2 separate regions of the Homo sapiens genome follow, and region 1 is linked to region 2. The links are chromatin loops, found by intact Hi-C in ENCODE. Cell type or tissue: dorsolateral prefrontal cortex. All regions are shown on one strand.

The links. Peaks named below come from ENCODE experiments on the same cell type or tissue, not always from the same donor. Only the 100,000 strongest peaks of a DNase experiment are listed, where the experiment ranks them.
Region 1: a loop joins it to region 2, with 3.0 times the contacts of the local background. A loop is called at or near these places in 3 of 110 quality-filtered maps.

Annotation. Positions count from the first base shown.
Region 1 is chr7:139,992,798-139,997,797 of GRCh38, forward strand. The region is part of intron 9 of TBXAS1 (thromboxane A synthase 1); the gene reads left to right. Among named protein-coding and RNA genes, the nearest start is that of PARP12, 68 kb to the right of the region's middle. In dorsolateral prefrontal cortex, a CTCF peak has its summit at 2,941; a DNase peak (open chromatin) is centred at 2,944; H3K27ac peaks cover 4,845 bases.
Region 2 is chr7:139,699,431-139,704,430 of GRCh38, forward strand. The region is part of intron 2 of HIPK2 (homeodomain interacting protein kinase 2); the gene reads right to left. Among named protein-coding and RNA genes, the nearest start is that of HIPK2, 76 kb to the right of the region's middle. In dorsolateral prefrontal cortex, no CTCF peak of the experiment used is centred here; a DNase peak (open chromatin) is centred at 3,006; H3K27ac peaks cover 4,387 bases.

The DNA of each region.
Region 1 (5,000 bases), 290 kb after region 2:
GAGAAGTCGCTGAAGGCATCTCCCTCTCAGAGTTAAAAGGAAACAGAAAGACTGGATCTTGTGTCTCTTCCTCTTTTTAAAAAGGGAATTAGGCCTGGTGCAGTGGCTCACGCCTATAATACCAGCACTTTGGGAGGCCGAGGTGGGTGGATTACCTGAGATCAGGAGTTTGAGACCAGCCTGGTTAACACGGAAAAACCCCGTCTCTACTAAAAATAAAAAAATTAAAAACAAACAACAACAAAAACCATTAGCTGGGCATGGTAGCGCACACCTGTAGTCCCAGCTACTTGGGAGGCTGAGGCAAGAGAATTGCTTGAACCCGGGAGGCAGAGGTTGCAGTGAGCCGATCCAGCCTGGGAGAGAGTGAGACTCGGTCTCAATAAATACATAAATGGGAAGTCATATCATCACGAGGTCCCCACTTACCCTCATGACCTCATCTAACCCTAATAACCTTCCAGAGGCCCCGTCTCCAAGTATATGATCATGTTGGGGAATAGGGTTTCAACACATAAACCTGGGGAGGCCGGACTCACACATTCAGTCCATTGCACAATGTATCAAAAATTCTAATTGTATTGGGCAAGCCTACACTGCCCAATTGTAAGCGAAGTCCCTGAGGCCGGAGAAATCAAGGTATCCATCAGTGAATACAGGGTATTAAGAAATGCCAAAGCTTACTGCTCAAGTTCATCTCCTGCTGACCCTGCGGCCCTGCTGCCTGGGCCTAGAATGGACGCACTTCTCCACAAGGCCTTGTCTTTCTTGAGATTCTCACAGTGTGACCCGAGAAGCATGCTCCACAATTTCTTATCAATTGAACACTAAAAATCCCATCTAGCTATGGGATGCCTAGTTTCTCCTCCTGGATTTTGTGGTTAAACCCTTCTGTCTCCAATGCAATGTAGCAGTGAGCACAGCTCTGGACCCGCATCCCAAGGCCTGAGGTCTAACGCTGCCTCTGCCCCCTCCTTTGCTGTGCAGCTTAGGCAAGTCACTTCACCTCTCTGGGCTGTGGTTCCTCATCCATCCAATGGGAGGGTTGAACTGCTCTTTGTTTGCTTTGCTTTGCTTTTTCTTTTTCTTTCTTTCTTTTTTTTTTTTTTTTTTTTGAGACACAGTCTCACTCTGCCACCCAGGCTGGAGGGCAGTGGCTTACTGCAGCCTTTGCCTCCCAGGTTCAAGTGATTCTCCTGCCCCAGCCTCCCAAGTAGCTGGGATTACAGGTGTGCACAACCATGCCCAGCTGATTTTTTTTGAGATGAAGTTTTGCTCTTGTTGCCCAGGCTGGAGTGCAATGGCGTGATCTGGGCTCACTGCAACCTCTGCCTCCCAGGTTCAGGTGGTTCTCCTGCCTCAGCCTCCCGCGTAGCTGGGATTACAGGCACCTGCCACCACACTTGGCTAATTTTTTGTATTTTTAGTAGAGATGGGGTTTCGCCATGTTGGCCAGGCTGGTCTCAAACTCCTGACCTCAAGTGATCTGCCTGCCTTGGCCTCCCAAAGTGCTGGGATTACAGGCGTGAGCCATTGTGCCCAGCTGCTCTTCCCTTTTTACTGTCCTATGACTGGTCTCCCAATGCCAGCTGAGAGTGTTGGTCTGATCTCTTTTCTTCTAAGCTGGCCACACAAATGGACCTCAGTTACTCAGTAGCCCTTAAAATCTGGTACCAGTCACCATTTAGGCCTCTGGACATCATCCTTGGGCAAAGGAGGCTTTTTTTTTAAGCTTGGGCCTAGCCCTCCCCACTTATATCCTGGACTGTGAAAATGGACCGAGTGGGCAATAGGGAATTCAGGATGAGCTGGAAAAAAAGAAAAAAAAAACTCCTGCTGCAATAAATTACATCACAGTGGAGATCTCTTTCTACCCAGAAAATTCTGAGCCCAGACAATGGCTCATTTATTTCAGACAATATTCAATACAACAGAATTCCAGGTCAATAGAAGGATTTCTGCAGGTTCTTAGAGTTGGTAGCAAAGGGATTTAACCCACGGAGAAAAGAGAGCTGTTCAATAATAGATTCCCAGGCGTGAGGGAGGCCTTATTAATAAATCCATCGGTGGTCTGCTGAAAATGCTGCCCCCTCCCTTGCGGGCATCCCACCTGACGACAGTGGGGGACTGATGCACCCAGGGCCCTGACCAGGGAGGACGTTTGGGTAAATATTTGGGCAGAGATGGCTGCTGCTAGAATGGTGAGCAGAGCTGGGGAGCGCAGGAAACGGCCCCTTTCTCCCAGGCCCTCAGATGAGACATTTTTATAAACATCCAGGCAGGCAGCCTCTGAAGACTCCTGGGCTTTACAAACACATCTCGTATTCTATAGTCAGCTGAGACCATGCTTTGAGCATGGGCGGTAAGAGGAGCAGGAAGCAGGAGGGGCGGGGAGGGGTCTGGCACCAGCTTTCTAAATTTAACATGCAGTTGCTTTTAGGCCAGTGGATAAAAAATAAATTCCAGTGCTTAAAGCTCTTATCTTTGTTTACCATTTCCCCAAACAGCTAGTGACCTGCTCTCTGACTCCTACAGCAAATCATCAACAAGATGCACACGAAGATGAGGGATGGGAAATGCAGGAGGGGTGTGCGGAGGGCAAGTTGATGGCTCTCCGCCTTCCCGTCACGTTTATTTGGCCTGGCAGAGTGACCAGGATCTGCTAAGGTCATGAGGCTGTCCCTGGGTGGGTGGGGGCGTGGCCATGCTGCATCAGACCGGTCCAGAGGTGGAGGGCACCTTGGGGTCTCTCGTGTGGCTCTCCTGTTGATGAGGGACCTATGAATATCCCACAGCGACCTTTTCAGATGCTCCATAACCTCGTGTGAAAAGCCCCGGTGGACCTGGGCTTGCCTATTGCATTGTGAAGTTGTAGTCCTTTGAAAATCCTGCCCCACGTGGAGTCAGAATCTTTCTTTCTGGGACTGATGCCATGGGGCCTGGCTCCACCCCCACAACTGCATGGCACAGCACTGCCTTTTCCTTGGCCATGGGCTCACCCTGCAGATGGGTGATGATGCGCTCCTGCCTCCCTTCAGTTTGTTCTGTTCTCCCAAATTCTTTCAGTGTGCCTGGTAGAAGCAGTCTGCCAGTCTCCCCTCGCTCCCTCTCATTCATCCCCTCTCTAACTACTCATCCTGCGACCCCACTGACTTGGTTTTGGCCTTGTCCCTGCCACAGTTGACAAATATAATGGCGCGTCTTCTTCTTCATTATTATCATTATTATTACTGGCAATCATAGTCCACTCTGCCTCAAACTCCTAGGTTCAAGTGATCCTTCCACCTCGGCCTCCCGAGTAGCTGGGATTACAGGTGCACACCACCATGTCTGGCATTTTTTTTTTTTTTTTAGAGATGGGGTTTCACTATGTTGTCCAGGCTGGTCTCGATCTCCTGGCCTCAAGCAATCCTGCCACCTCAGCCTCCCAAAGTGCTGGGATTACAGGCGTGAGCCACCGTGCCAGCCATCAATGGTCTCTCTTAGTCTTGAATCTCCCAGGCACTGTCCAGGAGATCTGAGATGTTTTCCAGGGTCCCTTACTTTCCAGTTGCCCTGCCACCTTCCCCTGGGAAGCATTAAGGTTCAATGCTTGGCTCTGTGCTTGTTTTTCTTACCCCTATCCCAGAGGACTCATCCCCGTCTGTGCGATACCATCTCCCCACTTCTACGCCAAGCTGCTCACGGTCTCACCCAGGTGGGGTGGTGGAGGGGGCCTCCAGCAAAATCCTGCAAAAGCTGATCTCCTTCCCCTGGAAGATGCTGCCCCACCCATGTGGTCCTCTTTCTGTGTTTCTCTCAGCCACTTAGGAATGAAACCAGGGAATCCCTTTCATCTCTCTTCATTCCCTGACCCGTTAAATCCCAACACCCTCACCTCCCCTGGTAGAGCTTCCTTTATGACAGTGATTCTGAAATCCAGGCTGCATGTGATAATCCCTTGGGGGACTTCTAAAACAATACCAATTCCTGCACCCCAATCCAGACCGATTAAGTGGAAATGTTTTGGGATGGGCCCCAGCATCAATAGGGAACAGCCAAGATAGACAGCCACTGCTGATAAGGCTTCTCTCTTTCAGCCCCTTTTCCCATTCTGACTACTGGCCTTGTGATTGGAGCACCTCACTTTTGCCTGGACTATTGCAAGAACCTCCTGTCTTATTGACCTATTTCCCAACTCTTTCTACCTCAGCCATCCTACATGTCGTTGTCAGATCACACAAAGCCATTTTCAGTATGTTATCTTGACTCATCAAAAACCTTCAGTGGCTCCCTATTACCATAAAAATAAATCTGTGAATGAACAAATAAATGGTTTCCCAAATACAGAGTAAGTTCTATATGGCACAGAACCGTATCTTATCCCCTCTCTTTCCCTGCCCCTCACCCCACACACTCTGCTAATCGGAGTAAATAGAGGGAACCAGGATCTGTGGGGTGAGTGAACAAAAGCATTTTCTCTGCAAATTAAATGTGGTCCACTCACTTCCCAGTGCAGAGAAAGTGGGCTAGGTGATTTAACTATCACTTACTTAGGGGCTTATTTCTTTCAACATCATATACAGTCAGCTGTGAATGTTCCATACTAATGGAAAAAACAGAATCCTAAATATTACCAAACAGCAGATAATTCAAAGACTCGAATCTAGTTGATGTTGGAATGCGTTTTTGCTTATGAGTGCTGAGTGCTTGTGTCTGATAATTGGGGCAATTTTTAAAAATTAGGTAATTAGATGTGTTTTATTTGTTCCTATTTCCCCCTCCCCCCACTATACACACACACTATATGAATAAATAACTCAGCTCCCAAAACAATGCCCTATTTCTTTCTCTCAGTCCTTTCCTGGAATAGAGATAGTGGTTACATTTCAGAATATTAGCAAGGAAGGGAGAAGAAACTGGGGAGGAGCCTGCAGTTAGAGTAAATAGAAGAAACTAGGATGTCAACAGGCTGCTTTTCAACTGATTCACTGTTAAAATTTTAGGCAGTGTGAACAACC
Region 2 (5,000 bases):
TCCTCTTTATCACCTGGGGAAGAGGACCATGCTTAGGCCACATGTACCTGCCATCCACAGCCTCCAACCCAGCAAGAAGTTACGTTTTGTCCAGGAGAAGTCTCACTAAGGAGCAGGAGAGTGTAAGCCCCTCAGGTACACCCTGCTATCAGGAGGCAAGGCTGGGCCTGCAGCTGGGGAGGGTGGAGCTGGCATAGGTCCCTCTGCACCAGGCACAAGGTGGCCTTTCCCATGGCAGAACCCCTCACCCTTCACCTTTGGTGATCTTAGGAGATGACTGCTGTCCAGCTGGCATGGCTGTCACCTGCATCCCTCCCATTGACATTCTCAGGGTCAATTCCAGGCTGCCCCAGGTCTGAATCCCTCACAGCACTGGGTCACAATCTGCGCACGCCAGGGGTGTGCGGAGTGAATGCACAGATGTGCCCTCCCGGGAGGCACACCCTGGAAAACATGCATGCTTCCTGTGGCTGCACACTATGCCACCTTTGTCTGGGGCACTGAATCATTAATTCTGGAGCAGGGGCAGTGCTGCTCTGTGCAGTGGTGTCAGCATCATCATTGCCTCGGACAGAATGGAGCAGTGATGCAGATATACGACGTCTGTGCTAACCAAGCATGAGGTTCCCAATGGGACAGGAAAACAAATCCTCAGTGGCGCTCTCTAGAGGGCAGGACACTTGCCTGTGCGAGGTGGGGGGAGGGGAGGGCTGACGTGAGACTGCTGAAATCAGACGTGTTTTCAAGGGTGCCTGAGGCCAGGCCTTTCTAGAGGAGCTGGGGGTTTCCTGCTGTGCACACCACAGCCTGGGGACCCTCAACACGCCTGCTTTCTGCAAGGAATCATCTGGACAGAGTGGGACACAGAGGCTGTACCGTTGTAGTGGTCACCAACATGTGGGTGACCTGAGGCCACGCACTGACCACACAGTGCCCTACGTGATGGGGACAATAAGGCTGCAAGAGCTACCTCAGAGCTATGATGACGGTCACAAAAAGCCCTTTCCTGCAAATACTCAGAAAACGTGAGTCACCATCATCAGCAACGACCTGCTTCAATACAAACTCTTATGTTTAGTTCAAATAGAGAGCCATGCACCCAACTTCTTAAATGGGTATTTCCTTTGTGTACATCCACGCTGTATTTTCTGAAATCTGCACGTTTACAGTTAACCCTCCCACTCTGGTCAATCTATAAATGATATTTCCTCTCCTCAGTTCATTTCTCTCGTGAGGCTTTCTCAGCAGAATTCCCCTCTTGGTCCATGTGGGACTGAGTCTCGCAGGCAGCACTGCGGCTCATTTTTCTGAGGCCTTCCTGTTCCTATGCTCTCACTCAAACGGGGTGTGCCCAGAAGAGATGGTCTCTCTCCAAAGAAGCCCCAGCACATTCCTCAAACCCAGAGCGGCCTCCTCCTTCTGCAGAGCCATGCACATAGTAGGTATTCAAAATCACTTGCAGAATAAACTTTACGAAGCCAAGCACTGAGAAGAAAGAAAAGACAGACCTTTCTATACAAACCTTGACATGCAATAGAAAGAGAAACAGTTCGGAAAAATTTAAAAATAGCACATTTCTCAGAGAAAATCTATCTTCAATCTTTCTGTTTCTGTCAGCGCCAGCACCAAACTAACTGGGACCTGCATGGCGTCCTGTGGGGAGCCACGTGAATGCGTTTCTTGCAAGGGCAGCCCCGATGGAGGAAGGTAAAGCAGTGAACCGGCATCACTCCAGAGGCTGGAATTTCTCCTCTTTGTGCCCAGTGTCTAAGTCGGGTGGTGTCTGGAGATTCCCTATCTACTTCCAACGTGTCCACCTGGATTAGTCTGAGAACCTTAGAAACACAAACAGATAGCGGGAGGAGAAGAACAGGGAAAAGCCAGGGACAGAGAGGCCACGGTGAGAAATAGTAATGTATTTATAGTCTCGGCTAACTGCAGGACGTGAAGAGGCTGTGAGGCTAGACATGAGGCTTAAAACTTACCAAGACCTTTCCTGTTCCCAAAGCCCTCACCTAGAACGTCGGCTCTCATCCAGTGAGCTGTGGCAAAGTCATGTCGGAGAGGTGGTGAGACTTAGCCCAACTCACATAGCTGGCGGGACGCTGAGACCTACGTCTCTCTGTCTCATTACCCTAGTCTAAGCCAAGGGTGGCAGGCCATTCGTGTTCACCGTACAACCAGTGGATACAATCAGCCTTGGTTCTCTCCCCGGGTTTAAGAGCCAGACCCAGGGCCTAAGAAATATATCATTTCTTTGGGGATCAAATGGATAAATGAATAAGAAGATGGATTATACTAAACGCAAATTATTTAGAGGAGGGATAAATCTCTTTTGGTTATGGCAAAGGTAGCACTTGAGTTTCACAAGGGGAATGGGGCAGAACTGGGTTTGGAGGCCTGGAGGCGGGGGAAGGCAGGGAAGGCACCTTATGCCAAAGGCACCGTGCAGACTGGAACGGACGGTGAGCAGGTCAGGCTGCTGCAGAGGCCACATCGGGAGAGAGTGGCAGAGGGGCAGGCTGGGGCTACCCAGTAGGACTTCGAATCCCAGAGCTTCTAATCCCAGGTTAGGGATCTGGACGTGGGAGCCAAGCAGGGAGCACACGAGGAGCAGAGAAAGAAGAACACGCTTTAGGAGGTGTCTTTTGAGAGCAAGGAAGGGCAGTCCCTCCCAGTGCTGCTCCAGACTCCAGCAGCGCAGGCCGGGGCACGAGACAGCGGCGGGAGAGGCTGGGCAGCCTGATCGTAAGCTCAGTTCTGCAAATATTGGGGCCTCTTGCTGCCAGGAGTGGCCCTGAAAACCCACATCTTACACTGGCTGCTCTGAGCTGCAGAGGACACTGTGGAAGGACATTTACAGGCTGTCGACCCTCTTATTTCCTCCAAAAAAATAAGCAAATGCCCCTGTGGAGACAGGGAAGCATCCTGGCTCTGAGCCCAGCATGTGGCCTTGGGCCACAGCCCAGTCACGGGGGTGCATATCCCGGGTCGAGCTGCTGGGACCACTCCAGGCACAGGGACCCTCGCCGAGGCCCAGCACTTAGAATGAGGATACGTACCCCATTACATCCAGGACAAAGGAAGTTCTCTCCCTGGGGGCTGGGGGGAGACCTTTCCTGCAAAGCCAGCTGCTTCTCTGTAGTAAGCTTGAAAATGCCCTCAGGAGGGAGGGTTGCCACAGGGGAAAGCTGGTTTTGAGATAACGATTACAGGGAAAACCATGATGTCTCATGCATGGGCATGCAGGCCATGGGCGTAAATAATCATGTCAGAAGCAAGGGGAGGACTCCTGGGCACACAGAGGACCCCTGGGCACACGGAGGCTGGATCAACAACCCCACTCAGCCTTCATCTTCTCTCTGGACTTGCAAAGTCCTGCTATTTCAGCCATAATAGTTTGTCACTTCTCTGTTTCTAGTGGTCAGTCCTTAACTTTTGGAGGACAAGTTGATGAGCCACATACACAAAACAGCACATAAACTAAAGAAACTGCATGCTATCAATGCTTCCTCCATCAGCAGCTGTTTACGCCCCAGAGTTGTTTTCGTAGGTTCCCCTGTCCGGCCGTTTCCAGAAATGACTGGTTACCCTCCTGGCCATCCTGTGACAGGATGAACAAACATATCTTTTTTACCCAAACACAGCACAACAAAACAAAAACAGGAAGAAAAATTAGGCATGGTACGGCTTATGGGTTTAATATTATCAACAATTTCCCTAGAGGTCATTAGGGGTAAATAGATTTAAAATCATTTTGAAAATATTTTAAAAACGGAAAGTTCTATGAATTTTAGCCCATGTATAGATTTGTGTGACCACCACCACACTGAGAATACAGAACAGCCACATCATCCTAAAACCTCCCGCTGCTGCTCAGGGTGAATGTTTGACTTTCACAAGTGCGGACATCATCTGGCTCTCTTGGTGCCAGATCTATTTATATTCTGGGGGTTCGTACTTAGTGCATTTTATTTGCCAATGTAAGTTCTAATTTACAAAAAGAGGAGGACGAGAAATCCTTCATGGAGGTCAGAGGATGACAAAGAAGTGGCACCAACAGTTTGTCCCTCATGTTCTGGCCAAATAAATTTTATGGCAAACGTCCACATATATAAGGCTGTGACTGGGGATGACACTTCCCCAGTCATGAGAATTAGGACGAGGAAGGAGCTCTAAATACAGAGAACACCATGCACCAGTCTACCTGCTGCCACTGGATACACACACAGCAGCACATGTAACCAACACATACCACACCCAACACATACACCCCTCCACACCCACACTATATCCAACATACACACCCGACACACACCACACACACACACACCCACACACTACACCCAACACACACCACACACACACCCCACACCCCACACACTACACCCAACACATACACCTCCCCCACACCCACACTATACCCAACCTACACACCCAACACCACCACACACACACACACGCAACACATACTACACCCAACACATACAACCCCTCCACACCCACACTATATCCAACATACACACCCCCAACACACACCACACACACAACCACACCCAACACACACCACACCCAACATATACCCCCTCCACACCCACACTATATCCAACATACACACCCAACACACACACACCCAACACATGCACCCCCTCCACACCCGCTATACCCAACATACACACCCAACACACACCACACACACACCACACACACACACCATACCCAACACATACACCCCCTCCACACCCACACTATATCCAACATACACACCCAACACACACACCACACCCAACACACACTACACCCAACACATGCACCCCTCCACACCCACACTATACCCAACATACACACCCAACACACACCACACCCAACACATACACCCCCTCCACACCCACACTATACCCAACATACATACCCCACCACACACACTATACCCAACATACACACCCAACACACCACACACACCACACCCAACACATGCACCCCCTCCACACCCACACTAT